Regions from separate parts of the Mus musculus genome. Here all the other regions are linked to region 1. A link is a loop called in an ENCODE intact Hi-C map of the cell type or tissue named here. Cell type or tissue: heart. All regions are shown on one strand. Links, peaks and the distances in the headings refer to the core of each region. The heading gives the core; the rest is flanking DNA.

Region 1 (10,807 bases), core at 3,345-8,344:
TAGACATGTTTATTCTAGATACAAATTAGGTTTCTTAGTGAAAAGGGAAACAAAGGTTTCTTTAACTGTTTTTTTTTTTTTTCATTTGCCTTCACACATGGCCTTCTGCGTCTCAGCAGAAAGGAGCCCAGCAGCAACCATCATGAGTAAGGTACACACAAGACAGGCTTAGAGACAAAGCTCTTCAGGAAGCATTAGGAAGACTGAGAGCTCAGAGGGAAGAACATGATTGTTGTAGTTTGAATAGTATGGCCCCGTAGATTCATGTGTTTGAATGCTTGGCCATAGGGAATGGCTCTATTAGGAGGTGTGACCTTGTGGAAGGAAGTGTGCGACTGTCAGGGCGGGCTTTGAGGTCATATGTCAACTGAGATACACAGTTTCCTGGGGATTAAAATGTAAAACTCTCAACTCCTTCAGCACATTGTGGGCCTGGATGCTGCCATGTTCCCACAATGATGAGAATGGACTAAACCTCTGAACCTATAAGCCAGCCCCAATTAAATGTTGTCCTTTATAAGAGTTGCCTTGGTTATGGTGTCTCTTCACAGCAATAAAATGACAACTAAGATAATGATGTTCTGTAATTCAAAGTCCTGTGTTTTAAGCGTCACTAGACATAGCTGTTATTCAACACTGATGACCATGCAGCCTTTGCTTTCTCCTTGTTCACAGCTGGCTCTGAGAAAGGCTGCTTTTGCTTGACATGGAGTTCGAGATTCATTTTGACTTACAGAGTTCAACACTTAGGTTTGGGTGCTCCAGTAACTATACTGATCTGGGTAAAATTCATTTATTTCCCCAAGTGTGTAGGGCTTGGAAGACACTACTTTCATAGAGCTGAATGGGAACCCTTACCTCTTTGGATTTTCTCAGCTCCTGTATTTGCAGGATGTCTTCATCATGTTGTCTTAGGAGCTCCTGAAAACAATTGAATTTGGAAAGGTTAGAGAATTAAGAAGCCACCGGAGGACTCAGAGTTTAACACTTACTGAACTGCAGCATTATCAAGTGTTGGGTGTGATGAGCTCTAGGACTTACATAGAAGTGTAAGGCAATGGAAAACGTATAGACCACCCTGGGAAACAAAACCAAAGCTAACAAATAAATTTATTAATAATAAATTAGCCCAGTCAGGCTGTCTGCCCGTACTCACTGGCTTTACATGGCACCAAGGCTGTGCAGCGCCTCCTTGAGTGTAGAGAAACAGTTAAGCAGAATGGGAAGAGAATCTTGCCCTTCACTCAGAGGACATCAAGACGACTCAGGGAGGGAGGACATTTTCTTTTTTCAGAAAGGATGATGGAATAATTGTCTATTCACATAGAAAAATTTCCTATGACCTCTACTTCATTCTATACACAAAAAATTATTCAATATGGACCATACACTCAGAAATGCTAAAATCAACACGTTTCTAAAAAGAGAATACCCACGGCATTATGATAGTAGTGATATGGGGAAGGTAGAAAGAGGTTTTAATTCTAAAAAGAAAAGATGGATAATTTGCCTTTCATCAAAATTAGAAATATCTGTACATTGAAAAATAACGTTTGCAAAATGAGAAAGCAGCCCCCTCTCCCCCCGTGGAAGTTCTTATTGCAAAATATATACAAAATATTTGCATTATCATATCTTTTAAGTAATAGAAGAGTTGAACAGAAAGAAAAGAAGACAGAAATCTATCCCCCAACACTTTAGGAAAACTGGGCATGTTTAGTCATCAGAGAGACTTTAAAAAAAATAACTTACTTCATATTCATCCCCACTACAATGGCCATAGTTAATGACTGGGTGGCCTAAGTGTGCAGGATTCGGTGCAGTCAGAATTCACATATTTCAGATCTCAGAGTAAAACATTTCTACTGTGGAAACCATAGATTTCCTCTGTGTACCCTGGAGCTTCAGTAATACACTCCAAGAGAAGGAAGAGAAGATATCTATGAGTCACTTGTACAAAAATATTCATAGAAGCTTTGTTTAAAATCCAACAAATGAAAACAATCCAAAAAATTACAAGCCAGGAAACCAAGAAGCACGTTGTGTGACGTTTCTACTAAGCGATCCTACTGAGCAGTGAGAAGGAACACAGTGGGTATGGGCTCGGGCTTGGAAGGTCAGTGCCCGCAGGCCAAGGCCAGAAGGGCAGGCTCATCCTGGGTTGCACATCAGCTGGTTCCAACCTGGGCTACAGAGGAAGATCTGCCTCAAGCCACTTTTACAAAAGGAATGTATGAATGTGAGAAACAAATAAATAAATTTTATCGGTTATTTTTAGGGGAAAACAATACATTAGACATTAGGCATTCTACGTCCACGTTAAGTTTTAAAACCTGAACATTGAGCAATACTGCTTTTTTGGCTAGTTTGACCTAGATGGGCCAGAGGTGGCAGTGGAGTGTGTCCATTGTTTCTTCTCCCCTTCAACTGGTTCTGAGCAGATGTGGGCCCTGCTCTATCCTGGCTCTCCTCATGCCCTTCCCAGGTTGGGCAGGGTCTGAAGTTGGAGGTGGGGGTGTTATCTGAGCACTCACTAGTCCACCTCTGAGGTGCAGGAATCCCACCATGCTTCTGTGATCTCCCCATGGTCACCAGAGCTTTCTGTTGGATGGAGATGATGGTGGAAGGATTGAGAAGGACGAAGAAGCAGGGGTGTGGGGTAGAATGGAATGGGGTTGGGGTGGGAGTGGGGTGGGGCAAAGATGCAGGTGATTCAGTCTGGGTTCAGACAGGGAATCTGAAGAGAACATCGCTTACAGTTCCAGCCGACATGATGAGTCATAAAATGATCTGGACAGATGCAGGGGGTTTCCACAAAGCACCCTGACTCATCAGGAAGGGAGGGTTGTTGAGAAAAGGAACAAGACTGCTGCCAAGAGAAAGTTCTGAGCAGAATCTCATCAACTGTGATAGGGCTGGAAGTACAGAGACATGTAAAAGATCATTACTGAAGAGGAGCATAAGGAACAGGCCAGCAGAAAGAGTGATCAGGAAAGGATATATGTATTTGTGGGCTTTGAGACAAAGTCTCTCTCTATAGCCCTGGCTATCTTACAACTCACTCTGTAGATGAGGCTGGCCTCAAACTCAGAGGAATCCGCCTGCCTCTGCCTCTCCAGTGCTGGGATTATGGTGTGCACCACTATACCATACCAGGAATGCTATTAATAAATATTAAAAATAAATTTCACTAATAGAAAACTCAGCAAAGAGACTGGAGAAGAGTGTCTGCATGGAAGGGCAAGAGGGAAATATCAAGTGTGAGAAAGTCAGCCGAGGTGAGGGAGCAGAAAGGAGATGATGATGAACAGTGCAAACCAAGTTGAGGAAGAAAGCCAAATTGGGGGACTTAAGGTATGGCTGGAAAATGCAAAACCTAAACCTAGCCTCAGAGACTGACATGGAAAACCCATCGAAGAGTCCCAGGTATCCATGGTGGAACCCTGGTCCCCAGCTGCCCTGTTAAGGAGTCTGAGGCCCCTATAAACAGACCACAGACTCCATCTAGATTATAATTGGTTAAATGTATTGATCCTGATGGCAGGACAACACTCTCTGAACCAAACTTGAGATTGCTACACAAAGAGGACAGAGGGAAGGATTTTTAAATGTGAAAACCAGAAGGCGACCTAGAATCTGCATAAGCAAGCCAAGCGTGGTTCTACTGTGCTAAGAGTAGGTGGTCCTTGAATGTCTGCATAAACAGGTTACTGATGCTGACAAGCAGTTAGAGTCACAACTGCACATTTCTGGGTGGAGAGAGGCACTGAGTCACCCCCAGGTACTAGAGTCTCACACAAATGCCTGTGGGTAGCAAGATGGATGCCAAGCACAAAATGGAGTTTCTTTACCCTGTCACAACTCTGTTCCACAGAAGCCCCTCTTTATGGTCCTTCCCAAAGAAGCCAAGGGTCTGTCAGGAAGATGAATAAACAAGTCACCATCTCTGTGGCTCTGAAGGACAAAGCCACCTTTGCCTTGGTGGGCAGAGTTCAGAGAGTGTGTGGGGGCGGGGGGGGCGGGGAGATGGCAGGCAGTGTTTTACCTGGAGCAGTGGCTCTAGCTGTATATGTAGCAGAGGATAGCCTAGATAATCATCAATGGGAGGAGAGGCCCTTGGTCCTGTGAAGGCTCTATGCCCCAGTGTAGGAAATGCCAGGACCAGTAATGGGAGTGGGTGGGTTGGGGAGCAGGGCAAGGGGGGAGGGGATAGGGGATTTTCAGAGGTAGAACTAGAAAAGGGGATAGCATTTGAAATATAAATAAAGAAAATATCTAATAAAAATATCAAGTTGGGTGGTGGTGGCGCATGCCTTTCATCCCAGCACTTGGGAGGCAAAGGCAGGTGGATTTCTGAGTTCGAGGCCAGCCTGGTCTACAAAGTGAGTTACAGGATAGCCAGGGCTACACAGAGAAACCCTGTCTCGAAAAGAGGAAAAAAAAAAAAAACAGAATTAAAAAAACAAAACAAAACCTGCTCAACCATGTGATGATTGACAAGCACCAACTTATGTCTTTACGTCTGCATTGCCCTTAGAAGTTTGCTGAGAAAGATGCTTTCTACATTTGGTTTTTATAAACTTTTAAAGGTTGATTTGGGCACGTTGCAAGGATAACTAGCAACTGTATTTGTGTTTATTTCATAATAAGTTATGCTATCAGACCAACAGAACCAACTTTTTTTTTTTTTAACAAAACAAAAACTGATAAATTGAGTCTGTGGTGGTAAAAACCAGAAGAATGGTGGCCTGGGGCAGGTGAGAGGAGATGGGTTTAATGGAAGAGGAATTAGCACGATGGTTAGAAATGTACACATGAGTGACATAATCAAAATATTGACAATATTGCACAATTCTCCATTTGCGTGAAAAGGATGGAGGAACCTAAGACAGCTTATAGCTTGTATAATTAGGGTGATTGTGGGGCATTGGGCTGTGCAAAGACAGTCTGGTCTCCAGTTGAGCTGAGATGTTGAACCCTGGGACTTGGTGGTGATAATTCATCTACATGGGACGGAAGTTCTCTCATGTCTCCTGGAACCCTGGCTCCCATCGAAGTTACCGCTCCCCTCAGCCCCCACAAGAGAAGTGTGTGGCTAGCAGTCAAGTAGGCAATGTCCCAAGATTCTGATCTTCAGGCTAAATTCCTCCCCAGTTACCTAGCAACAGAAAAGATAGCAGCATACCATGAGGGGCTGTTTGGCCCCTCCTCGCTCTTTCACTCTCACCTCTCTCTCTCTCTCTCTCTCTCTCTCTCTCTCTCTCTCTCTCTCTCTCTCTCTCTCTTTCTCTCTCTCTGTCTGTCTTCTCTCCTCTCTCTACCTCTTTCTCCCTCTTATTCTCTAGCGTTTCTTCTCTCTCTCTCCTTTCCCCCTTCTTTCCTCTTGGCTATGGCCAGTCTCTCTCTTTTACCTTCTTTCTCCCTGCCTTTCTATAATAAAGCTCTAAAACCATAGACTGTCTCTGCGCTCTAATCAAGGCCCACTGTGCAGAGTCTCACCTGTGTGGGAACCTCTCTTCCCTCTTCCCTTAACCCCAGGGTGACAGGGTGAAACCCCAGGGCACATTTTGATTTCAGGGGACTGCCCCTTATCCACTCCCCATCGAGTGGGTCAGAGGCTTACATGCCACCTGGGCTGAGTGGAAAGCGACTGGCAGCCCTCCCTCATCTGCCTGCCCAGAACATAGGTGGAGCTCTGGCCGGATGTGGGCTATCCTCCCTCCCCCCTCTTTTCCCAGGCCCCTTTATAGTTCCCACGGGTGATGCCTAAGTCCTGATCTTGAAAGAAAATTAAATTCAAGGTCCATGACTCATGCGGCTTGCTAGTTAGGAGGGTTTTTTGGGCCAAGGGCAAAGAACAAAGGCTGTTGCTGTTAAGTCATTCCAGGAACTGGCTATCCATAAAGATAGAGGCATACAAAGACGTCCGGACTATCTCAGCCAAGTTAAGCACCTGCCCCTCAGAACTGCTGTTACCTCGCTCTGCACGTACAATTTGCTGATGTTTAAACTGTCCAATTGTGTGTAACTGCGCCAATTCTTCCCCTACCCCCAACTTTTTTGTATATAAACCCCTAGCTTCTGAGCCTCGTGGTCGACTCCTCTGTCTCCTGCGTGAGATACCATACAGTTTGGAATCTCACCTGAAACACACGGAATATACTCTTCAGATACTTATATTCCTTGCCCATCTTATCTGGAGGAAAAGAAAACAAGGATGTCATTATTCCTTCGGTGGGCACACTTTCCAAAACTCACATGAACTCTTCAGCTCCACACCCAAGCTCTCCCTGGGGTGATGAAACCGTCTTGGGATTCCCAAGTCGCTCTGGAAGCTTATCAAAAAGCTTATCAGTTATTGGATCCCACCTGAACCGATGGATGAAGAGCTTCTGGGAGAGAGGCCAGGTACTTTCTAAACATGCTTCTCCAAGAGCTCAGAGCTCCCACACTCTGTTCAGCTGTTTTAGTAAGACAACCTCCCCCCACCCCCGAGGGTCATCTGTATCTATGGGAAGGAGGAACAGAACCTCCCACAATGCATCTGCTTCTCCTTTTTGTATCATTTCCTCCTTTACAGTGGTTATGAAAACCACACATTCTCTTCAGGAAACTAGAAAACAAGCAAAGTGTAAATAAGACACTAACTTCAAAGAGAGGAAGAAGGTTGTAGAGTGTCTCGTTCTCTCTGTGGACATTAGTCTATAAACCCCAAATCTGAAGGGTGCACACTCTGCTTTCCCCAAGGGCACACAGTAGCCCAGTGAGCATTCAAGAAATCACTGCCATTCTCCATGCAAGACAACCTGAAGGCATCATAGTAATATTGTAGTTTTAGAACTTTAAAATTCACTTAAAAAAAATTTCAAGTTCTTGCTCAGTGATGAAGCAGTTCCATTCTCGGTCATTCTCATGCCTTAAGCCTCAGAAGGGAAATGTTGGACATCTGGCTGTGCCAAGCCATGGCTATAGGGACGCCAGGGTACAGGCTGCCCACTTTCCCTCCCATTTTCCCCTCAGGGCCTGACAGTGCCTAGTTTCTCTTCGGCCAAGGCCTTTTCTGCCTTCAGGGCCTCCTTGTAGTTGTTCTCTAACCTCTCGAGCTCCTCTCTGTGAGTCTCTTTGAGTTCCCTGTGGGACAATCCAAGAAAAGAAGTTCAGCATGAACAAGCTGGCTCAGCAGGTAAAGGTGCTTGCCATGAAAGCCTAACAACCTGAATCTGATCCCTGGAATCTATAGTGGAGGAAAGACTTGCTTCCAAAAGCTGTCTTTTATGGTCCACAGAAACACAGTGAGGCCAAGCACATGGATGGGAGGGGGAGTGTGCTGCACACACACTTATGCACATACATATTCATATATACATACATATACACACTCATGTGCTCACATACACATGTTCACATATACACACTCACATGCTCATATACACACACACATGTTCACATACACATGCTCACCTACACACACATGCTCACATACAAACATATATATCTATCTATCTATATATAGATATAGATATAGATAGATATAGATAGATATATATATACATTCATATCCTCATATACACATGATCACATACATACACCCTCACACACACATGCTCGCTCACACACATACTCACATACACTCACACATACACATACTCACAAACATATACTCACACTCACATAAACATATACATGCACACTTTCTCACATACATTTACACACACACATATACATATGCACACTCACTCTCATGCACACACACGCATGGGAGCTTGTGCGCACGCACGCGCACACACACACACACACACACACAGTCTAGAGTTGAGCTGTTGCACTGACCTGCCCTCCTTACCAAGATGGTGCCCTCACAACCTGTAGTATTCTTATGGTTTCTATTCAGAGTGAGGCATTTCCTAAAGTTGCTGCTTTGAATAGTGCTCAGACGAGCACCTCAGATTCCCTTCTTAGTCAACAGTCTTTGCTTACAGCTCCCTTATAGAAGCACCCAGAATAAGTTTAGAACCCCAGATCTAGCCCCAATCCCAGGATTCATATGCTGATAGTGTTTGAGTGCTAAAGTGAGAGCCCAAAGCCTTAAATCAGATGGGAGAAACAAAAAACACATGTTATTACAGGAAAATGCCTGTCTGCAAAGACTACGTATGTGATGTTATTCCAACATCCATCAAGGAAAGCCTGTGGAGACAGTTGTTTCTAGGCATTGCCTTGGGAGGAGCTGTGGAGGGATCAGGAACTGGAGCATACATACTGAGAGAGTGAAACCACCATTTATAGCACTCTCACAGTGAATACATGTCCACACACACTTATTTTTCACACACACAGAATGTTCTGCACCAGGAACATTCCTGGTGATGTGCCAAGCAGGTGATGATGATGTGCCAATGCAGGCCTATGAATTGTAACACATAAAATATTTTTCACAAAGGAAGACAACCCTGGAGATAGAAAGCCTAGGAAAGAGATCAGGAGTCCTAGATGCAAGCATCACCAACAGAATACAAGAGATGGAAGAGAGAATCTCAGGTGCAGAAGATACCATAGAAAACATTGACACAACAGTCAAAGAAAATGCAAAAGGCAAAAAGCTCCTAACCTAAAGCATCCAGGAAATCGAGGACACAATGAGAAGATGAAACCTAAGGATAATAGGGATAGAAGAGAGCCATCTTAAAGTGCCAGTAGATATCTTCAACAAAATTATAGAAGAAAACTTCCCTAGCCTAAAGAAAGAGATGCCCATGAACATACAAGAAGCCTACAGAACCACAAATAGATTGAACCAGAAAAGAACAGATCAAGTAACATATAAAGGCAGACTTATTAGAATTACACCAGACTTCTCACCAGGGATTATGAAAGCCAGAAGATCCTAGACAGATGTCATACAGACTATAAGAGAACACAAGTGCCAGCCCAGGCTATTATACCCAGCAAATCTCTCAATTACCATAGACTGAGAAAACAAGATATCCCATGACAAAAACTAAATTTACACAATATCTTTCCTTAAATCCAGCCCTACAAAGGATAATAGATGGAAAACACCAATACAAAGAGGGAAACTACACCCTAGAAAAAACAAGAAAGTAATCTTCCTTCAAGAAACCCAAAATAAGATAGCCGCACAAACATAATTCCACCTCTAACAACAAAAATAACAGGGAGTAACAATCACTTTTCCTTAATATCTCCTAATATCAATGGACTCAGTTCCCTAATAAAAAGACAGACTAACAGACTGGATACATAAACAGGACCCAGCATTTCGCTGCATACAGGAAACGCATCTCAGTAACAAAGACAGACACTACCTCAGAGTAAAAGGTAGAAGTGGTGGCCCAAATTCTGTACATTTTGACAGTCACCTCACATACGCTAGCCTAAGTAACCATCCATCAGTCTAGGTTCTGTTTTCTAAGAGGTTTCTGCTGTGAGTGAGAACACGGAGATATTTCTTTTCTTTTCTTTTTTGATTTTTCGAGACAGGGTTTCTCTGTATAACCCTGGCTGTCCTGGAATTCACTTTGTAGACCAGGGTGACCTCGAACTCAGAAATCTGCATGCCTCTGCCTCCCGAATGCTGGGATTAAAGGCGTGCACCACCACACCCGGCTACACATAAACTTTTCTTTGCCTGGTTTATTTCACTTCCATCCTTCTGATCCACCAATGTTCTCACAACTGGGAGAATTCCCTTCTCTTTTGGAGCAGAATAGCATTTTTAAACTCTCATCTGCCGACAGAACACAGGTCGATTCTACAAGGAGGCTGTTGTGCATGGTACACAATGTGCCTACCTGGGAGTTCAGACTCTCCCTTATTTTGCCAAGGGAGAGTTTGCTAAAACTGTTCTTTAAAAATCAGAAAGTAATAATAAGCAAGCAAGTGTGGATGGTGCAGCCAGAGGTGATTGTCTCTCACCAAGATGGCTTCTGGGCTTAAAAAAAAATGTTCCCCACACAGACAACACACAACACACTTTCTTCTTATTCTCTCCCCCTGCCCCCAACTTGCCATGGTCTGTCCCTTCTCCTCCCATCTCTCCTTCCTTTGTTGCCCAGGCCCTGAGCTAAGAGACAGAAGTAGGAGGGGAGGAGGAGGGGGGAAGGAGGAGGAGGAGGAGGAGAGGCGGAGGAGGAGGAGGACCGGGAAGGAGAATGTACTTATAACAATTCCCATGTGACAGAAGCTTCCTGGAGAACAACATAACTTTCCTCAGCAACCAATCAAAAGAAATACTACAGTGGTGATGAGACAGATGAACGATGAAAGGCAGGGATACCAAACACAAACTGTTTGAGAGACCAAACTGTGGGAAACTAGGTCCCACAGTTACTCTCACCCTAAAGATCTGGCTGACCCTTTGAAGGGAATTATGTCGCCCCCTCCTTCATTGCCTCCATCTGGCACCTGAGACTGCCAGCTTCACTCCCTCCTTCACTTGGTGCCTAGAACTGCTTAGATTAAGGCAGCTTCACCTCCTCCTCCATGTCTCCGTTTGGTGCCTGGGACTGTTTATGGCACTCCAAGATAAACTGCAGAATGTTTGAAGGCTGCCTGGGAGAGTTTTAGGGCTGACATTCCAAGATAAGTTGCAAGAAGCCTGTAATCAGCATTTGCCCCAGATGTCCATCCCTTTCTCTGTATTTTATTATGCCCCCTTGACCCCTCCCTATTTTCTCTCACTGTGTGCTTATAATCAGGCTCCTAGCCTTCATTAAACAGACCTTGACAACTCTTTGCTTGGTCTCGCTCCCCTTTCTCTGCCTGCTTCTCTTGCAGGCCTCGGTCC
Region 2 (10,807 bases), core at 4,454-9,453, 200 kb before region 1:
CACTTACATCATTTCCCCTTTTCCTCCCTTCAAATCCTTCTATGTAATGTTCCAATTTCAAATACATGACCTCCTTTCTCATTAACTGTTGTACACACACACACACACACACACACACACACACACACACACACATTTCTAAATATAACCTACCCAGTTTGTATACTGTCACTTAGATGTATGTTTTGTTTTGCTTTTTTAAATTGGAGCAACCTTTGGTAGGCTAATCACACTCCAAGGCAGGTCCCTCTCCCAAGAATAGCTGGGCAACACAAACTGAATTCCATGGGTTCACCTTTAATCCCAGCACTCTGGAGGCAGAGGCAGGAGGATCTCTGAGTTCAAAGCCAACCTGCTCTACATAGCAAGTTCTGAGATAGCCAGGACTACACAGAGAAAGCTTGTCTTGAAAAAAACAAACTTGAAGATGCATGAGTAAGAAAGCAAGACTGGAACATAAACCTGTTTAACAGAATGGGTGAATGACGGGAGCAGGGACCTGGGGCAAGTTAACAGAGTGGGTGAAAGAACATGGACCTGAGACAAGTTAACAAAGGGGGTGAATGATGGGAGCGGGGACCTGGGGTGAGAAAGGGGTGAATATCATCAGCATTTTGCTGCATGAAATTCTCAGAGGTAATAAAAAATATTAAACTTTTTTCTGTGCAGTATCTAATTCTTCCAGGTTAGTTTTTCATTAGTCTCTGGGTATTTCATGTAGTCCTTCAGAGTGAGAGCTATTAGGGAGCATGGGGGATAATGGAAAGGAAAGGGTCCCCTTGTTTGTGGAGAGCATTAACTGTAAAAACACTTCTGAGGCTAAGTGTGGTTAAGGGTTAGCCTGGACCAGGATGAGGAGATAGCTCAGTGGTTAAAGAACTTGCCAAGCAAACTCAAGGGCCTGAGTTCAGCTCCCAGGAACCAATGTAAATAGCGATGGGCGATGGGCATGTTGTCCCTCCTATAATTGCTACTGCACTGGGAGGGTGGGGATAAGATTCCTGGTGCAAGCTGTGTAGCCAGACCAGTGGTATCGGAGGACAGCTATAGGTTCAATCGAGAGCCCCTGCCTCCCTGATTATGGTGGAGATTGAGGAAGACTGCATGCATGTGCCTGCCAAAGCATGTGTGTGCTCACACATGTACTTATGCACATGTGAGCATGCATGTCAGCTCTCCTTACATGCCTACACATGAGCAAAAGTTAAACTCGCCAATGTTAACATTTCTGTTATATCTTCAATGAATGGGGGGCTGGTGAGGTGGCTCATCGGGTAAGGGGGCTTGCTGCACAGACTGGTAACAAGGTTTGATCCCTGGGACCAAAATGATGAAAGAATTGGCTCCCATAAGTTTTCCTCTGACCTCCAAAGCACACTCTCTCCATACATGCAACGTGTGACTGGATAAGTAGATGTAGATAAATTTAAGGAAAATGAGGCCAGTTGTGGTGGACCACACTGAGCACTTGGGATGTAGAGGCAGGAGGGTCTGGAGTGTAAGGTCATCTTCAGCTATATAACCAGTTTGAGGCCAGCCTGAGCTACATTTGACCCTGGTTTGTTTGGTTTTTTCCCTTAAAAAAAGGAGTAAAAATTATTTTTGTTAGTTTTTAGGTAACTTACAGGTTTTTACTTAATGTACTTCTAGCTAATAGTCCATCAGGAAATTCTGTTTTTGTTTATTTTCTAGAAGTATTTATAAAAGACGGTTTTATTTATGTTTTGTAGGATAATAACATTAAAACAAAACTTATTTTCTAAAACAAGTATTTTATTGTGAAAAATTTCATAAATATACAAAAACTAAAAGCAATGGCAGCATGGTGAAGCCACATGCTTACAGCCTCCAACATCAACATCTGTGCTGTGCTCTGTCCTCCCTGACTGTATCCTCACCTGCCTGCCTTACTCCCTCACTTGGAGGCTCTGACTTGGGTCCATGGAGGTGGAATATTCTTACATATGAATAGTTTAGAGACCCAAGTGTCTCTAAGGATGAGGTACGTTTTAGATAGCCAAAGCAATTTTGAACATTAAATACCAGTCAGTGTTAAAAATCTCCCGATCTTCTTGCATTCTTACAGTCTGTTTGAATCAGGATCTAGCAGGATCTCTATCTTGAATTTTGTTTGTTTTTCAAATTCCATATTAATGTATAGGGTTATTTTTATGTTTTCATATAGCTTTTTAAAAGAAACTGAGTTGTTCTACGCATTACTCTTTAGTATATATTTTATTGAATCTGTACCTATAAACTTTTATATTCCCTGTTCCCTCCTAAGTAAACTGTCAGTGAGACAAAAGCTGTATTGTTTTGTTTTGTTTTAAGAAAAATAGATTTACCTTACTGTTTCTAGGGGATCCTTTTGTTTGTTTTTGCTTTGTTTGTTTTTTTGTTGTTGTTGTTTTGTTTTACAATTGGCATGTTCACACGTGGTGAACATTTGACATTCCTTGCCAACACTTAAAAGCACTTCCACATAAAAACCAGAATTTTTTTTTAATCATAATGACCCCATGCACCCAAGTGGCAGGCAGTCCAATGAGTCTAAGAAGTGCCATGGTCAGAAAAGGGTGTGGCTCTGAGTTTACCGACCTCCTCTAGCATCCTGCCTCTGTGACTGGTTACTCTGTGCCCACTCCGGTTCCATGGATTTGTTGCCTGCTCTGTGGGCATTTGAGTTCTCCTGATGGTCAGAGACAGTGTAAATATTCAGTTACTCTTCCCAAGTCACTGGGCTAAAAAGTCTGATATGGGAGGGAATAAAGATTTTGGAATTAAATCAATGAATTGCTGTTTACCCTCAGGGGGACAAAAGTCACACCCCAAAATGCAAGGATCACCCAAAAAGAAGACCCTTCAAATTAGTCTCATGTGAAAAGTAAAAAAGAGCATAGCACACAGCCCACAGAAGTCCGACTCCAGTACAGAGGACACCAGTTCTCAATGGAGAGCCAAGATATAATTAGGATAAGAATTCAAATATTTCTATCCATTGGAAGAAAGCAAATTGTGAAAAATGACAAAAGTACAGAACAACTCAAGAGCTCAGCCTTCCCGTGCGTCTCTCCAGAAGAGTCCGTAGCTTCCTCCCAGGGCAGTGTCGCTCAGCCCCAGGAGCAGTTAGTTACCTACGATGCTTGCTTTTTGTTGCTGTTGTGTTCAGGAACGTCAGACTCATACATGTTGGGACTGGCAGATGAGGACTTCTCAGAAACTTCTGAAGTTTCCTCATATGTGGTTGTGGTTAACATCTGCCTATAAAAGGAATGATGGTCACTATATCATGAAACCTCGACGGGTAAAGGCGATGGGGGTATTTGCTGGCAGGTAGGTAAGAGAATTTGGCTTTCTTCCAGCTTGAGGAAGCATCTTCTCTCATCACAGTAATTGGCTTACATTTGGTGAAACGTGGTGTTTGGGAGATCATATTTCCAATGGAAATTGATGAAATAGGTAACTTATCTTCTAAGTTGGTGGTTTAGGAAGGCCCTTCAGGGAATGGTGATGGTGACTGGCAACTAGTCTCAACAGAAGCCAGAATCAGAGTGCTAAAACCCACTGAACTCTGAAAAACAATCCTCAGTCGTGGGACAAAGCAGCTCAGAACCCACTGACAATTTACCTGTGTTTTACACAAAAACAGACACACAGGAGAAAAGGCTAGATATGAAAAGTCTACCTCCACAATGTGTGTCCAGGTCCAGAAGTTTACCTCCTCCCAGAGATCAAGACGGTGACCTGACCTATCAGTCACTTGAACAACCTTCTGCTCTCAAAAGCAACCCAGCCAAGGACCCCTGAGGGAAGATCCCATACCTGAGGCAGTTATTTTCTTCTGTCGGGGTCTTTATGTTGTACTTATGCTTTTCTTCAGCTTCAGCAAGCTTTGTCTGGAACAATTTCTCTAGATTTGCCGCAATAGTTTTCTAGAAGATAAATTTGAATAGCTGTCTTCCCCAGAGCCCTTGGGACATAGCTCCTGGGCAGAACAGCAGTTCTCCAGGTTCCTCTCCAGCCCGGTTCTCAGTCTAACCAGGACTTGCCTGTCTCTCGAGTTCTTTCTGGCATTGGAAAAGGTTTGTGTTCAGGGTCTCCAGAACAGTAGCTTGTGCCCGCAACTCAGCCTCCAAGATCTGCACAAGAGGAAGCAGCCTCAGGACATCATGCTGATGTAATTAATGTCCCCAAGACAAGAGGGAACCCGGGAATACTCCCTTCTCCAGGGCATTTGGAACACATACACCACGCCAACTTCAGGCACACTCTCTTGTACCACTTACTGCCATTTCTACCTTCTCTTTCTCTCCCTCCTGTGTCCTGCTCTTCAGGTTCACTGCCACTACAGCCAAAGCAGCCTTCATCAGGCAATGTGGTCATCAGCCACTCAGCCACTGCATGGTCTTTTTTTTAAAGATTTGTTTTTAAGATATAATATTTTTATGACTTTTTGAGAATACAATGCATTTGATCATATTTACCTCCCACTTTTCCCTAGCTAGATCCACCCTCTAATTCTTCCAAACTTTGTGTTCTCCTTAAAAAATTTTTATATTTAATTTTTAGTGTGTGTGTGTGTGTTCACACAAGCAGGTACACATGTGAGTGTAGGTGTTTGTAGAAACCGGAAGAACGCATCAGCTCTTCTGGAACTGGAGTTAATAGGCAGCTGTGAGTCACCTGATTTGGATGCTAGGTCCTAAGCTCTGTTCCTCTGGAAGACAAGCAAATGCTGTGAGCTGCTAGGGCATCTCTCCAACCCCATTCTGCATATTCTTTATTACAATACCTCTTTCTATTGACTCCAACTCTGTGATATTCTGAAAAAGACGAAACACTAGAGACTGTAAATAGGTTTGTGGGTTCAGTGGCTGGGGGGAATGGAAGGGAGGATGCTGGGAAAGAGTATTTTTAGTGCAAGAAACTGTTTTGTTTGACCCAGTCATGATGGATACCTGACATTATATATTAACCAAAACCCATAGCATGTATACCATAAGAGTGATCCCTGATATAAAATAGGGATCTCAGTTAACAACAGCGTGCTGATACTGACTGCTCGGTAACTAACATGTCATGTAGTGCAAGCAGCTAGCAGGGGAACATGAAGGGTACCATGGGAGATTATATGGGAACTTTCAAGATGGATGACTGCACTGGAAGTTTCTGGTTTCTGAAAACTGTCTCATGAGAGGATGTTTTGCTGAGGCAGACACATGGTGTTTTTCTGGAAGCTGCTTGGTAAAAGGGCCTGTGATGTTTTGCTAGACTGGACACTTGAGAGAACATGTGATATTTGGAAGGGGTATAAATATAACCCAACAGACAGTGGATGATGCGGTGTGAGGTATTAGTTCGCCTTGCCACTCTTTGCTGATCTTCATTTGGGCTTTGCTGGCGATGGTCTTTGTGCAAAACAATGCAGCATTGGTTCGCCTTGCCTTCTTCACTGCTGTGACTTCACTGCTGTGACTTCATAGAGAGAAACACACCAAAGAACTTCTGGTGATGTTCCAGAGGTTTCTTGCTGCTTCCATGGACTCAAGCCAATTGGTTGAACCTTGAGGCTTCTTTTTGATCAAATTGCCGTTACTGATTTGTTGTAGTTTGAATAGTATAGCCCTGTAGATTCATGTGTTTGAATGCTTGGCCATAGGGAATGGCAATATTAGGAGGTGTGACCTTGTAGAAGGAAGTGTGCCACTGTCAGGGCAGGCTTTGAGGTCATATGACAACTGAGATACACAGCCTCCTGGGGATTAAGATGTAAAACTCTCAACTCCTTCAGCACAATCTGGGCCTGGATGCTGCCATGCCCCCACCATGATAATGGACTAGACCTCTGAACCTGTAAGCCAGCCCCAATTAAGTGATGTCCTTTATAAGAGCTGCCTTGGTTATGGTGTCTCTTCACAGCAATAAAATGCCAACTAAGATAATGATGTTCTGTAATTCAAAGTCCTGTGTTTTAAGCGTCACTAGACATAGCTGTTATTCAACACTAATGACCATGCAGCCTTTGCTTTCTCCTTGTTCACAGCTGGCTCTGAGAAAGGCTGCTTTTGCTTGACATGGAGTTTGAGATTCATTTTGACCTACAGAGTTCAACACTTAGGTTTGGGTGCTCCAGTAACTATACTGATCTGGGTAAAATTCATTTATTTCCCCAAGTGTGTAGGGCTTGGAAGACACTACTTTCATAGAGCTGAATGGGAACCCTTACCTCTTTGGATTTTCTCAGCTCCTGTATTTGCAGGATGTCTTCATCATGTTGTCTTAGGAGCTCCTGAAAACAATTGAATTTGGAAAGGTTAGAGAATTAAGAAGCCACCGGAGGACTCAGGAGTTTAACACTTACTGAACTGCAGCATTATCAACTGTTGGGTGTGATGAGCTCTAGAACTTACATAGAAGTGTAAGGCAATGGAAAATGTATAGACCATGCTGGGAAACAAAACCAAAGCTAACAAATAAATTAACAAGAGGAAAATCAAAGCAAGGACCAGTAGCCCAGTCAGGCTGTCTGCCCGATCTCACTGGCTTTACATGGCACCAAGGCTGTGCAGCGCCTCCTTGAGTGTAAAGAAACGGTTAAGCAGAATGGGAAGAGAATCTTGCCCTTCACTCAGAGGACATCAAGACGACTCAGGAGGGAGGACATTTTCTTTTTTCAGAAAGGATGATGGAATAATTGTCTATTCATACAGAAAAATTTCCTATGACCTCTACTTCACTCTACACACAAAAAATTATTCAATATGGACCATAGACTCAGAAATGCTAAAATCAACACGTTTCTAAAAAGAGAATACCCATGGCATTATGATAGACAGTAGTGTTATGGGGAAGGCAGAAAGAGCTTTTAATTCTAAAAAGAAAAGATTGATAATCTGCCTTTCATCAAAATTAGAAATTTCTGTACATTGAAAAATAATGTTTGCAAAATGAGAAAGCAACCCCTCCCAGTAGAAGTTCTTATTGCAACTATATATACAAAATATTTGTATTATCCATATCTTTTTTATATTATTTATTAGGTATTTTCCTCATTTACATTTCCAATGCTATACCAAAAGTCCCCCATACCCTCCTCCCCCAATCCCCTACCCACCCACTCCCACATTTTGGCCCTGGCATTCCCCTGTACTGGGGCATATAAAGTTTGCAAGTCCAATATCCATATCTTTTAAATAATAGAAGGGATGAACAGGAACAAAAGAAGATAGAAATCTATCAATGCTGTCCTCCCCCAACACTTTAGAAAAACTGGCCTTGTTTAGTCATCAGAGAGACTTATAAAAAGTGACTGTCACTTCATATTCATCCCCACTATAATGGCCATAGTTAATGACTGGGTGGCCTAAGTGTGCAGGATTCGGTGCAGTCAGAATTCACATATTTCAGATCTCAAAGTAAAACATTTCTACTGTGGAAACCATAGATTTCCTCTGTGTACCCTGGAGTTTCAGTGATACACTCTAAGAGAAGGAAGAGAATATATCTATGAGTCACTTGTACAAAAATATTCATAGAAGCTTTGTTTAAAATCCAACAAATGAAAACAATCCAAAAAATTACAAGCCAGGAAACCAAGAAGCACATTGTATGACCTTTCCACTAAGCGATTCTGCTGAGCAGTGAGAAGGAACACAGTGGGTATGGGCTCGGGCTTGGAAGGTCAGTGCCCGCAGGCCAAGGCCAGAAGGGCAGGCTCATCCTGGGTTGCACATCAGCTGGTTTCAACCTGGGCTACAGAGGAAGATCTGCCTCAAGCTACTTTTATAAAAAGAATGTATGAATGTGAAAAACAAATAAATATATTTTATCAGTTATTTTTAGGGGAAAACAATACATTAGACATTAGGCATTCTATGTCCGCGTTAAGTTTTAAAATCGGAACATTTTTGGCTAGTTTGACCTAGGTGGGCCAGAGGTGGCAGTGGAGTGTGTCCATTGTTTCTCCTCCCCCTCAACTGGTTCTGAGCAGATGTGGGCCCTGCTCTATCCTGGCTCTCCTCATGCCCTTCCCAGGTTGGGCAGGGTCTGAGGTTGGAGATGGGGGTGTTATCTGAGCACTCACTAGTCCATCTCTGAGATGCAGGAATCCCACCATGCTCCCATGATCTCCTTGTGGTCACCAGAGCTTTCTGTTGGATGGAGATGATGGTGGAAGGATTGAGAAGGATGAAGAAGCAGCAGTGTGGGGTAGAATGGAGTGGGGTGGGGGTGGGGTGGGGTGGGGCAAAGATGCAGGTGATTCAGTCTGGGTCCAGACAGGGAATCTGAAGAGAACATCGCTTACAGTTCCAGCCGACATGATGAGTCATAAAATGATCTGGACAGATGCAGGGGAGTTCCACAAAGCACCCTGACACATCAGGAAGGGAGGGTTGTTGAGAAAAGGAACAAGACTGCTGCCAAGAGAAAGTTCTGAGCAGAATCTCATCAACTGTGATAGGGCTGGAAGTACAGAGACATGTAAAAGATCATTACTGAAGAGGAGCATAAGGAACAGGCCAGCAGAAAGAGTGATCAGGAAAGGATATACGTATTTGTGGTTTTGAGACAAAGTCTCTCTCCATATCCCTGGCTATCTTAGAACTCAGTCTGTAGAGGAGGCTGGCCTCAAACTCAGAGGGATCTGCCTGCCTCTGCCTCTCCAGTGCTGGGATTAAAGAAAGGTGTGCACCACCATACCATACCAGGCTTACTGTTAATAAATATAAAAATAAATTTAACTAATAGAAAAATCAGCAGAGACTGGAGGAGAGTGTCTGCATGGAAGGGCAAGAGGGAAATATCAAGTGTGAGAAAGTCAGCCGAGGTGAGGGAGCAGAAAGGAGAGGAAAATGAATAGTGCAAACCAAGTTGAGGAGGAAAGCCAAAGTGGGGGACTGAAGGTATGGCTGGAAAATGCAAAAACTAAACCTAGCCTCAGAGACTGACACGGAAAACCCATCGAAGGGTCCCAGGTATCCATGGTGGAACCCTGGTCCCCAGCTAGCCTGTTGTTAAGGAGTCTGAGGCCCCTGTAAACAGACCACAGACTCCATCTAGATTATAATTGGTTAAATGTATTGATCCTGATGGCAGGACAACACTCTCTGAGCCAAATTTGAGATTGCTACACAAAGAGGACAGAGGGAAGGATTTTTAAAGATGAAAACCAGGAGATGACCTAGTATCTGCATAAGCAAGCCAAGCGTGGTTCTACTGTGCTAAGAGTAGGTGGTCCTTGAATGTCTGCATAAAGAGGTTACTGATGCTGACAAGCAGTTAGAGTCACAGCTGCACATTTCTAGGTGGAGAGAGGCACTGAGTCACCCCAAGGAACTGGAGTCTCACACAAATGCCTGTGGGTAGCAAGATGGATGCCTAGCACAAAATGGAGTTTCTTTACCCTGTCACAACTCTGTTCCATAGAAGCCCCTCTTTATGGTCCTTCCCAAAGAAGCCAAGGGTCTGTCAGGAAGATGAATAAACAAGTCACCATCTCTGTGGCTCTGAAGGACAAAGCCACCTTTGCCTTGGTGGGCAGAGTTCAGAGAGTATGTGTGTGTGTGTGGGGGGGGGGGGGGGGGAGAGATGGCAGGCAGTGTTTTACCTGGAGCAGTGGCTCTAGCTATATATGTAGCAGAGGATGGCCTAGACGGTCATCAATGGGAGGAGAGTCGATTAGTCCTGTGAAGGCTCTAGGACCCAGTATAGGGGAATACCAGGACCAGAATCAGAGTGGGTGAATTGGGGAGCAAAGGGAAGGGGGTGAGGGGATATTCAAAGGGGAAACTAGACAAGGGGATAACATTGTTTTTGTTTTTGTTTTTTTGTTTGTTTTTGTTTTTGTTTTTGGTTTTGGTTTTGGTTTTGGTTTTGGTTTTGGTTGTTTTTTTTTTTTTGTTTTGTTTTGTTTTGTTTTTTTTTTTCTTTTTTTTTTTTCGAGACAGGGTTTCTCTGTATAGCCCCGGCTGTCCTGGAACTCACTTTGTAGACCAGATTTGCCTCAAAGTCAGAAATCTGCCTGCCTCTGCCTCCCGAGAGCTGGGATTAAAGGCATGCACCACCATGTCCGGCCTTTATTTGTTTGTTTGTTTGTTTTTGTTTTAAAGGGATAACATTTGAAATGTAAAGAAAGAAAATATCTAATAAAAAATCAGAATTAAAAAAAAAAAACCCTGCTCAACCGTGTGATGATTAACAAGCACCAACTTTTGTCTTCATGTCTGCATTGCCTTTAGAAGTTTGCTGAGGAAGATGCTTTCTACATTTGGTTTTTATAAACTTTTAAAGGTTGATTTGGGCATGTTGCAAGGATAACTAGGAACTGTATTTGTGTTTATTTCATAAGTTATGCTATCAGAACAACAGAACCAACTTTTTTTTTTTAAACCAGACAAAAACTGATAAATTGAGTCTGTGGTGGTAGAAACCAGAAGAATGGTGGCCTGGGGCAGATGAGAGGAGATGGGTTTAATGGAAGAGGAATTAGCACCATGGTTAGAAATGTACACATAAGTGAAATATTCAAAATATTGACAATATTGCACAATTCTCCATTTGCAAGAAAAGGATGGAGGAATCTAAGACAGCTTATAGCTTGTTTACTTAGGGTGATGCCAAAGACCTGATCCCAGAATGACACTCTCTTATGATAGGAAGGTGTGTGGCTGATGGCCCAATTGTGAGAGTGTTACAGAGTTCTGCCTCTCTAAGGTGACCATGTCAGCTGCATCCAAGAACTCAGAGATTGGCTGTGTGAACTGGAGGGAGCTGGAATGCTAACACATTTTGTTTAGTCAGTGTCTAT
Region 3 (10,807 bases), core at 1,226-6,225, 190 kb before region 1:
CTTATATTTCCATATTACAACCCATCACTGAGGGAATTGGGCTGGAACTCAGGCAGGAACTGGTGCCAGGGGAGTCCTGGCTACTGGTTGGCTCCCGTGGCTTGCTTGGCCTGTTTTTGTATCTCTCTGCCCAGAGGCGGCCCCATCTGTGGTGGGCTGCGCACTCCCATGTCAATTATTAATCAAGAAAATGCCCCACCGACTTGTCCACAGGCAATGGAGGCAAGTTCTCAAACGAAGCTCCCTCCCCCCAGATGACTCCATTTTGTGTCAAGTTGACAACAAACCCAACTGGTACAGGGATGAAAGGAAATGGCTTCAGGTCTCAGCTTGTAGAATGTGGAATGAGATAAAATTTTTGGATGGCAATTTGATCAAATCTTTGAAAGGCCTTAAATATGTCCACTGTTTGACCAGTACTCCACTGTTTGAAGTTCTGTGTTCTGTCACCGGGAGTGACTCTAATAGCACGTGGTCAGTGGGAAAGGGACAGTGATATCCCAAAGCCACAGAGGCAGTCACAACAAAGGAGGGAAAGACCTAAAGTGCCCAAGAGAAAAGAGGATACAAGTGTAGATTCGCTCAGTGAATGGTTCAACAAAGTACTGCAGTTTGCATGGGTGCCTCTGGTGAGTGACAATTTCTTCTTTTCCATGTAACTGTTGGTGGTTAGCTCCACTTAAAAAAAAAAGTCTTGTTTTATGTGTGTAAGTATTTTTGTCGGTGTGTAGGTCTGTGCACTGTTTGTGGGACTGGTGCCTGAGGAGGCCAGAAGAGGGCGTTCGGTCTGCTGGCACTGTAGTTACATGTGGTTTTGAGCCATCATTTGGGTGCTGGGAACTCAACCTGGGGCCTCTGGAAGAGCAGCCAGTTCTCTTAACTGTCAAGCCCTCTCTCCAGCCCCTAACCCCCCTCCCAGTCTTCATTTTTAGAAGACAGTGAACAGCTGTTACACCATCTTCTCAACAGGCCTCTTCAGAGTTGAATGGCTGGTTTAGCAAACATGGAAGCCACTGGACTCATTCCTGCTGGGCACAGCAGTGACACTGTGGATGGAAGTATTAGAATCTCTCCAGGTCTACAGTCATCCTCAAGTTCTCAGCCAGGAAGGAGCCTCACCTCTCTTGCTCTCAGAGCCTACCATACAGTTTGGAATCTCACCTGAAACACATGGAACATACTCTTCAGATACTTATATTCCTTGCTCATCTTATCTGGAGGAAAAGAAAACAAGGATGTCATTATTCCTTCGGTGGGCACACTTTCCAAAACTCACATGAACTCTTCAGCTCCACACCCAAGCTCTCCCTGAGGTGATGAAACCGTCTTGGGATTCCCAAGTCGCTCTGGAAGCTTATCAAAAATCTTATCAGTTATTGTATCCCACCTGAACCGATGGATGAAGAGCTTCTGGGAGAGAGGCCAGGTACTTTCTAAACATGCTTCTCCAAGATCTCAGAGTTCCCACACTCTGTTCAGCTGTTTTAGTAAGACAACCTCCCCCCACCCCCGAGGGTCATCTGTATCTATGGGAAGGAGGAACAGAACCTCCCACAATGCATCTGCTTCTCCTTTTTGTATCATTTCCTCCTTTACAGTGGTTATGAAAACCACACATTCTCTTCAGGAAACTAGAAAACAAGCAAAGTGTAAATAAGACACTAACTTCAAACAGAGGAAGAAGGTTGTAGAGTGTCTCGTTCTCTCTGTGGACATTAGTCTATAAACCCCAAATCTGAAGGGTGCACACTCTGCTTTCCCCAAGAGCAGTGTAAACAGTGAGATTCTGTCAGCATAGCACTATGCACTACAGAGCCTTGCAATCACAGTAGCCCAGTGAGCATTCAAGAGATCACTGCCATTCTCCATGCAAGAAAACCTGAAGGCATCATAGTAATATTGTAGTTTTAGAACTTTAGAATGCACTTAAAAAAATTTCACGTTCTTGCTTCAGTGATGAAGCAGTTCCGTTCTCAGTCATTCTCATGCCTTAAGCCTCAGAAGGGAAATGTTGGACATCTGGCTGTGCCAAGCCATGGCTATAGGGATGCCAGGGAAGGCTGTCCACCTTCCTCCCAGCATCCCCCCAGGGCCCGACAGTACCTAGTTTCTCTTCGGCCAAGGCCTTTTCTGCCTTCAGGGCCTCCTTGTAGTTGTTCTCTAACCTCTCGAGCTCCTCTCTGTGAGTCTCTTTGAGTTCCCTGTGGGACCATCCAAGAAAAGAAGTTCAGCATGAACAAGCTGTTTCAGCAGGTAAAGGTGCTTGCCATGAAAGCCTAACAACCTGAATCTGATCCCTGGAATCTATAGTGGAGGGAAGAATTGCTTCCAAAAGCTGTCTTCTATGGTCCACAGAAACACAGTGAGGCCAAGCACATGGAGGGGAGGAGGAGAAGGAATATGCACATACATATCCATATATACATACATATACACACTCATGTGCTCACATACACATGTTCACATATACACACACATATACACACTTACATACTCATATATACACACACATGCTCACCTACATACACATGATCAAATACACACACATACTCACATATACACATTCACATGTTCATATATACACACACATGTTCATATGCACACCTACTCACATACACTCATACATACACATACTCACACATGTATACTCACACTCATATACACATATACATACACTTTCTCAAACACATTTACACACACATCCAGACACACATTTGTACACACATGCATACATATACTTATGCACATATGCACACACAGTCTCATGCACACTCACACACACACACACACACACACACACTCAGACACACACACACACACTCAGACACACACACACACACACACACACACACACACACACACACACAGTGTAGAGTTGAGCTGTTGCACTGACCTGCCCTCCCCCTCCCACTCCTTACCAAGGTGGAGCCCTCATGTCCTAGAGTATTCTTATGGTTTCTATTCTGAGTGAGGTGTTTCCTACAGTCCCTTCTTTGAATAGTGCTCAGGCAAGCACCTCAGACTCTCTTCTTAGTCAATAGTTTTTACTTACAGCTCTATTATAGAAGCACCCAGAATAGTTTAGAACCCCAGATCTAGCTCCCATCCCAGGATTTATATGCTGATAGTGTTTGAGTGCTAAAGTGAGAGCCCAAAGGCTTAAATCAGATGGGAGAAATCGAAACACACGTTACTACAGGAAAAATGCCTCTCTGCAAAGACTACGTATGTGATGTTATTCCAACATCAAGCAAGGAAAGCCTATGGAGACAGTTGTTTCAAGGCATTGCCTTGGGAGGGACTATGGAGGGACTAGGAACTGGAGCATACATACTAAGAGAGTGAAACCACTGTGTACAGCACTCTCACAGTGAATGCACGTCCACACACACTTATTTTTCACACACATAGAATATTGTGCACCAGGAGTGACTTCCAAGCAGGTGATGATGATGTGCCAATGCAGGCCCATCAATTGTAACACATAAAACATTTTTCAGAGATGCTGAAAGCGAGGGTGGCTATAGGGTGGAACACAAGGGATATGTGGGGGCTCTGTACCTTCCTGGTAATTTTGCTTGAAAACTTTAAAGTAATATAAAAACAACAAAGCAAGCTGGACGTGGTGGCTGGCACACACCTTAATTCCAGCATTTGGGAGGCAGAGGCAGGTGGATCTCTGTGCGTTCAAGGACAGCCTGGTCTACAAAGAAAGAAACCCTGTCTGAAAAAAAAAAAAAACAAACAAACAAGAAAAATAAATAAAGACATCAATGCCTAAAATGCTGGGGATTATATAGAGGTGGTATCTCTACCAGGATTTGTTTTGTCATAAATGCTCATTTCTGGTCCCAACACCACTGGGAGTAACTAGGGCTAGCGGGATCCAGGGAAGCAGGAACCCCACATGAGCAGAGGCACAGTTCCTTCTGATCTGTGCTGGAGCCCTGAGCAGACCTTGGGCCAGAGCTCTGTAGCAAGTCCCATAACACCCAGAGGAAGCTCCACTCCAAGGCTCTTTAACACACCCAGGATCCCAGGATCCTAGGGGCGTGGTCACACAAGAATCTCAGGATCCCAGAAGCAGCTTGACTCTCAGTAGCTCTGACACACCCAGAATCCCAGGATCACAGAGACAGCTGGACTATGAGGAGTTCTTATACAACCAGGATCACAGGGAGGACAGGCTCCAGTCAGATATAGTGAGGGCAGGTAGTACTTGAGATAATCAGATGGCAGGAGGCAAGCATAAGAACATAAGCAACAGAAACCAAGGTTACTTGGCTTCATCAGAACCCAATTCTCCCATCATAGCAAATCCTGAATACACCATCACACCAGAAAAGCAAGATTCAGATCTAAAAATCTCTTCTCATGATGGTGATAGAGGACTTTAAGAAGGACATAAATAATTCCCTTAAAGAAATACAGGAGAACACAGGTAAACAGGTAGAAGCACTTAAAGAGCAAACACAAAAATCCGTTAAAGAATTACAGGAAAACACAATCAAACAGGCAAAGGAAATGAACAAAACCATCCAAGATCTAAAAATGGAAATAGAAACAATAAAGAAAATACAAAGAGAGATAGATAGCCCTGGAGATAGAAAGCATAGGAAAGATATCAGGACTCCTAGATGCAAGCATCACCAACAGAATACAAGAGATAGAAGAGCGAATCTCAGGTGCAGAAGATACCATAGAAAACATTGGCACAACAGTCAAAGAAAATGCAAAAGGCTAAAAGCTCCTAACTCAAAACATCTAGGAAATCCAGGACACAATGAGAAGATGAAACCTAAGGATAATAGCGATAGAAGAGAGCCATCTTAAAGGGCCAGTATATATCTTCAACAAAATTATAGAAGAAAACTTCCCTAACCTAAAGAAAGATGCCCAGGAACATACAAGAAGCTTACAGAACTACAAATAGATTGGACCAGAAAAGAAATTCCTCCTTTCACATAATAATCAAAATACCAAATGCACAAAACAAAGAAAGGATATTAAAAGCAGTAAGGGAAAAAGGTCAAGTAACACATAAAGGCAGAGTTATTAGAATTATACCAGACTTCTCACCAGGTATTATGAAATCCAGAAGATCCTGGACAGATGTCATACAGACCCTAAGGGAACACAAATGCCAGCCCAGGCTATTATACCCAGTAAATCTTTCAATTACCATAGACTGAGAAAACAAGATATCCCATGACAAAAACTAAATTTACACATTATCTTTCCTTAAATCCAGCCCTACAAAGGATAATAGATGGAGAACACCAACACAAAGAGGGAAACTACACCCTAGAAAAAGCAAGAAGTAATCTTCCTTCAAGAAACCCAAAATAAGATAGCCACACAAACATAATTCTACCTCTAACAACAAAAGTAACAGGGAGTAACAATCACTTTTCCTTAATATCTCCTAATATCAATGGACTCAGTTCCCTAATAAAAAGACATAGACTAACAGACTGGATACATAAACAGGACCCAGCATTTCGCTGCATATAGGAAACGCATCTCAGTAACAAAGACAGACACTACCTCAGAGTAAAAGGTAGAAAAAGAATTTTCCAAGCAAATGGTCCCAAGAAACAAGCTGGAGTAGCCATTCTAATATCTAACAAAATTGACTCAATAGAAACAGATACATAAATGTTGGGGTCATAGACAGAGGCACTTGGCCCCTAAAATGAGCAGAATGCATAGACACAAACACTTATCTAGGACTAATTGACTACTCTGAGTCTTTTGTTGTTCCATATCAAATTGCGAATTTTTTTTTCTATTTATGTGAAGAATGAGATGGGGATGTTGATTGTGACTTTATTGAATCAGTAAATTGTTTTGGTAGGAAAGTCTTTTTTTCACAATGTTAATTCTACCAAGTTGTATGCTTGGGAGGTCTTCAAATTCTAGTATGTTTCTCAATCTCTTTCTTCACACATTTAAAGTTTTCATTGTAGAGGGTTTTTTTTTAACCTCTTTTGTTATGTATATTCTAAATACTTTATTTGATTTGAGAACTTGGCAGAGGAACGTGTCCATGACCTCTTTTTCAGCAGGCTTGTTACGCTTATGTATTAAGACTGATAAATTTTGTAAGTCAATTATGAATCACAACACTTTGCTGAAATTATTGATAATTTCTACAATTTTTCTAGTCAAATTTTGAGAATATTGGGTATAAGATAATATATTCTTCAACTGAAAATACTTTGACCTAATATTTTCCCATTTGTTTCCCTTCTCTTGCCTTACTGCTCCAGCTAATGCTTCAATCACATTATGGATGAGAAGTAGGGACAGTGGGCAGTCCTCTCCCATCTCTGATGTTAATGGGGCTTATTAATGGTTTTATTCATTTAGGATGATATTGGCCATGGATTTGTCATACACAATCTTTATTATGTTGGAATATGCTTCCTACGTCCTACTTATTCTAGGGTTTTTACTAAGAAGGAATATTGAATCTTATCAAAGACTTTTTCTGTTTTCTTTTTTTTTCTTTTTTTTTTTCTTCCATTGAGATGCTCATATGATTCTTGTATTTTTTTGTCCATGTATTTGGTTTATTACATTTATTTCTTATATATGTTTAAAAAATAAATAAAAATAAAAATAAATACTCATGTACATTACACAAGCTTGTGGAGTTAAACATACACTGGTATGGTGGCTTGCCACTACCTGTCCAGCTCCAGGGGGTCCAGCACCTTCTGACCTCTGTACTATACTCATGCACACTTACCCCACACAGACTCATACATATAAACAAAATGAACAACCAAAACAACTTTTTTTAAAAAAAAAAGCGAGTTTCAAACATTCTTACCACAAAAAATTGTAATCATTGAGTTGACATCTGTGTGTCAGCTATGTTGATTTAATTATTTCCACATTGTATTCATAAACTAGAACAGCATGTTTAACTATCCGCTGCAAGAGCAGTATAAACTTAGGACCACTGAGTCATCTCTACAGCCTTAAAATGTGCTCTTGTGCAATAAGAAATGAAGAACACGGTAGTATTATTATCCTAAGGCCTGCAAAGATTTTAAAAAATATTTCTACTGTCTGAGATTTTATATACTTTAAAACATTGTTATTTTATTTATTTATTTATTTATTTATTTACTTACTTACTTACTTAATTTATTTAGTGTGCATGGCGTGTGTGTACACCAACCATCCATCCATGCATGGAGACCAGAGTGTAACTTAAGAGACTCAGTGTTCTACCACATGGGTCCTGGGGATCAAATCCAGGTCATCAGGCCTGGTGGAAGCGCTGGCCCAAATTCTGTACACTTTGACAGTCACCTCTCATAGGCTAGCCTAAGTAACCAACCATCAGTCTAGGTTCTGTTTCCTAAGAGGTTTCAGCTCTGAGTGAGAACACAGAGACTTTTCTTTGCCTGGTTTATTTCACTTCCATCCTTCCGATCCACCCATGTTCTCACAACTGGGAGAATTCCCTTCTCTTTTGGAGCAGAATAGCATTTTAAACTCTCATCTGCCGACAGAACACAGGTCGGTTCTACAAGGAGGCTGTTGTGCATGGTACACAATGTGCCTGCCTGGGAGTTCAGACTCTCCCTTATTTTGCCAAGACGCTAAAACTGTTCTTTAAAAATCAGAAAGTAATTATAAGCAAGCAAGTGTGGATGGTGCAGCCAGAGGTGATTGTCTCTCACCAAGATGGCCTCCAGGCTTTAAAAAAAATAATGTTCCCCACACAGACAACACACAACACACTTCCTTCTTATTCTCTCCCCCTGGCCCCAACTTGCCATGGCCTGTCCCCTCTCCACCCATCTCTCCTTCCTTTGTTGCCCAGGCCCTGAGCTAAGAGACAGAAGTAGGAGGGAAGGAGGAGGAGGAGGAGGAGGAGGAGGAGGAGGAGGAGGAGGAGGAGGAGGAGGAGGAGGAGGAGGAGGAGAGGCGGAGGAGGAGGAGGACCGGGAAGGAGAATGTACTTATAACAAATCCAGGGTGACAGAAGCTTCGTGGAGAACAACATAACTTTCCTCAGCAACCAATCAAAAGAAATACTACAGTGGCAATGAGACGGATGAACGATGAAAGGCAGGGATACCAAACACAAACTGATTCATCTTAGTGGCAGTAATGAGGCTACCCTGCTCTCTAGTGTCACAGGCTGCACTTAGCCCTGCTGGGGATGCCTGGGGACCTAGAATCCTGCCAGGGCACGGGATCCTGGGCTCTCAGCACGCAGTCCTCTGCCAGAAAGCATACCTGCTCTCGGTTTCAAACTTCTGCTTCATGTTGGAACAGCGGAGATCCAGATCTTTGGAGAGCTAGAAATGAGGCCAACGTTAACAGCCAAGCATTCAGAGCCCCAGCCCGCTCTTATCTATATACGCGAAGCCCCTCCGTTCTGAGGGGATGCCCCTCTCAGTCTCTCCTGGGCATGTTCTGCAGTGCACAGGACACACACATAGCAGAGGGACTACTGACTGTCCTCTCCCTAGTCAGTGCATCATGCGGGTAATGCACGGCCACCATTTTGTTGCTACTTTGTCATTGGGTCTGGTTCCTTCTGTCATTTCATCCTAATACTGTAACCTCTGGGCTCTTTCACCTTTGGGAATCACTTATTTAGCGAGAGACTTGACTGGAAGAGTCAAAAAGAACCAACAATCAGACTGTGGACACATCAAAGGGCTACGTGTGGCCACACAGTCCCTCCTCTTCCCTCCTTGCCCTCTGCCAGGGAATCAGCCATCTTGGCTGCAGGCCCCTCCTCCACATTGTGGACCTGGATTCTTCCTCAGAGTCCCAGCATGCGGAGGCAACGGGGCATCAACTCCTCAGAGTCTCTGCTAGGAGACTGTCTGTCTTTCTGTCTGTCTGTCCGTGGTGTTACTAACTTTTCCTAAAAACTTCTTATACCCCATCTCGGTGTCATCCTGGATTCTGCACAGAGACCTTTCAAAGGTTAGAATATTTTCAACACCCCCACTTCCACTTGCAAAAAAGACAGTCGCTAAAGTTGTGTGGTGCAGGGCTTGTGGTGGTGAGTCAAAATGTGAGGTTGCCTGAAGCCCCACCACCTTCCACAAGCTTCCTCAAGCTTCAGATTTCTTTTGTAGAAGACATCAGCCCAGCTGAGGTGGGGAAGGTCTAAGCCTGGTCACGAACCAGCCCGTGACTGTAAGATTCAGACAGCCTAAGGTTAATCAGCATGAGAGGCTGCTGTGGGAAGGCAGAGCCTCACGGTTCCCTTCAGGAACACCAGGGGGTACTTTCTGAGCATGGCTATGGTCTGTTACTCCAGCCCTGGTCACATGCCTGAGCTGGGGAAGAAAGGCTCAAAACTGGAACTGGTGACCAAAATGCTAAAAATGTCACCTGTTAAGAATGCATCAAGAGGGGCTGGAAAGATGGCTCAGAGGCTAGGAGCACTGGCTGCTCTTCCAGAGATCCTGAGCTCAATTCCCAGCAGAACCATTATAGATGCCTCATAACCCTCTATAATGAGATCTGGTGCCCTCTTCTGGCCTGTGGGTGTACATGCAGGCATAATTATATATATATATACATAAACATACATATGCATCCAGACTAAATGGACTCCAGTTGATTCTGAAGAATGGGCTCTGGGACCTTCATAGTAACAGAGGGTGGGCCCTAGGGCTTCCTAGAAGGTTTTCCAAGACACAGGAGGCATCTTCCATGCCGGGGTCATTAGCAATAGCCTGGCAACCTCTGAAGCCTGCGGATCTCATGACAGTGTTAGCAGTGTAGAAGAGACAGTGTTACCATGCACACACCCAAAGGCACCTGGAACCCCAGGAATGCAATGTCTTTCAGTTTTTACAGAGATGGATGAGGATGGAGGAGGGAAGGTACTGCTCACTGCACACTATGCCGAGTCTGGCGCTTGGATACCACGCTTCAGTACGGTGGTGATCCGCCTGCCATGTTACCTGGCACTTGGGTAATCTGAATGTATTAGCCATGAGGGTGTGGCTGATACAAGGGTCACTCACCAGTTTCAGGGCAGACTGCTGGTCTCTGTTCATCTGTTCTATTATTGCCATCAACTCAGCAATTTGCTCCTGAAGGTCAGAAATGATATCAGTCCTGTGGGACAAACACTCTATCACCAAGAGAGCTTGTTGTTAGTCACACCAGCCAGGCCCCCAGACTGCCTGACTCTGGTCTGTTTGTGTCTTCTCCACGACTAAGGCATGGGGATGCAGTGGTCGATAAGGCGTTTCATAGTAGAGTGTTTGGACCTGGCATCTAGCCCTGAAGGTAATTAAGCTGGAAGTGATGTGGGCTGTGTGGTGTCCCACTGAGCAGAAGAGAAATAACAATGTGTTGGACACTTACCAGAGTGTGGTTATCAATAGTCGAACTCAAGAGGTCAGAGGATTAGGAAATGAGGAAGTGTGGGGAGACTCATGCTGACAGGCACCAGTAGACAAGGACTGCCTGAGGATGCGGCTAAGAGGAGGTGCAAATGAATATGTGTGTGCAAACATGTCTGCACTCCCAACACTCAAGAACAGGGTAGTAGTGTCCTGCTTGGGTTATACAGCAACATAGTGCTTCAAAACAACAACAACAACAACCAAATAAAACAAAAATGTGTGTGTGTGTGTACAAACATGGAAGACAGGGATCAATTTTAAGTGTCTTCCTCTGTTACTCTCCACTCATTTTATGAGACAGGTTTTCTCACTGAACCTAGAACTAATGTTTCAACTCATTCAGCTGGCTAATGAGCCCCAGAGATTCTCTGCTGTCTTTCAGTGCTAGGATTATGGGCATG

Evidence for each region. Peaks named below come from ENCODE experiments on the same cell type or tissue, not always from the same donor. Only the 100,000 strongest peaks of a DNase experiment are listed, where the experiment ranks them.
Region 2: a loop joins it to region 1, with 6 times the contacts of the local background. A loop is called at or near these places in 13 of 42 quality-filtered maps.
Region 3: it touches region 1 in a loop (4-fold over the local background); 9 of 42 quality-filtered maps call a loop at or near these places.

What each region holds. Positions count from the first base shown.
Region 1 is chr1:58,854,236-58,865,042 of GRCm38, forward strand. Gm28802 reads right to left here. Exons shown (of 14, transcript XM_030243918.1): 8 at 7,029-7,131; 9 at 6,259-6,328; 10 at 6,144-6,196; 11 at 859-954. Among named protein-coding and RNA genes, the nearest start is that of Gm28802, 37 kb to the right of the region's middle. In heart, for the core only: no CTCF peak of the experiment used is centred there; a DNase peak (open chromatin) is centred at 5,716.
Region 2 is chr1:58,655,174-58,665,980 of GRCm38, forward strand. Flacc1 (flagellum associated containing coiled-coil domains 1) reads right to left here. Exons shown (of 15, transcript NM_175370.5): 12 at 6,227-6,289; 13 at 4,050-4,139; 14 at 3,823-3,932; 15 at 2,948-3,257. The coding sequence ends at 3,251. It also overlaps the pseudogene Gm20257. Among named protein-coding and RNA genes, the nearest start is that of Flacc1, 35 kb to the right of the region's middle. In heart, for the core only: no CTCF peak of the experiment used is centred there; no DNase peak of the experiment used is centred there.
Region 3 is chr1:58,668,267-58,679,073 of GRCm38, forward strand. Flacc1 (flagellum associated containing coiled-coil domains 1) reads right to left here. Exons shown (of 15, transcript NM_175370.5): 6 at 10,020-10,113; 7 at 8,263-8,324; 8 at 2,104-2,201; 9 at 1,162-1,214. Among named protein-coding and RNA genes, the nearest start is that of Flacc1, 22 kb to the right of the region's middle. In heart, for the core only: no CTCF peak of the experiment used is centred there; no DNase peak of the experiment used is centred there.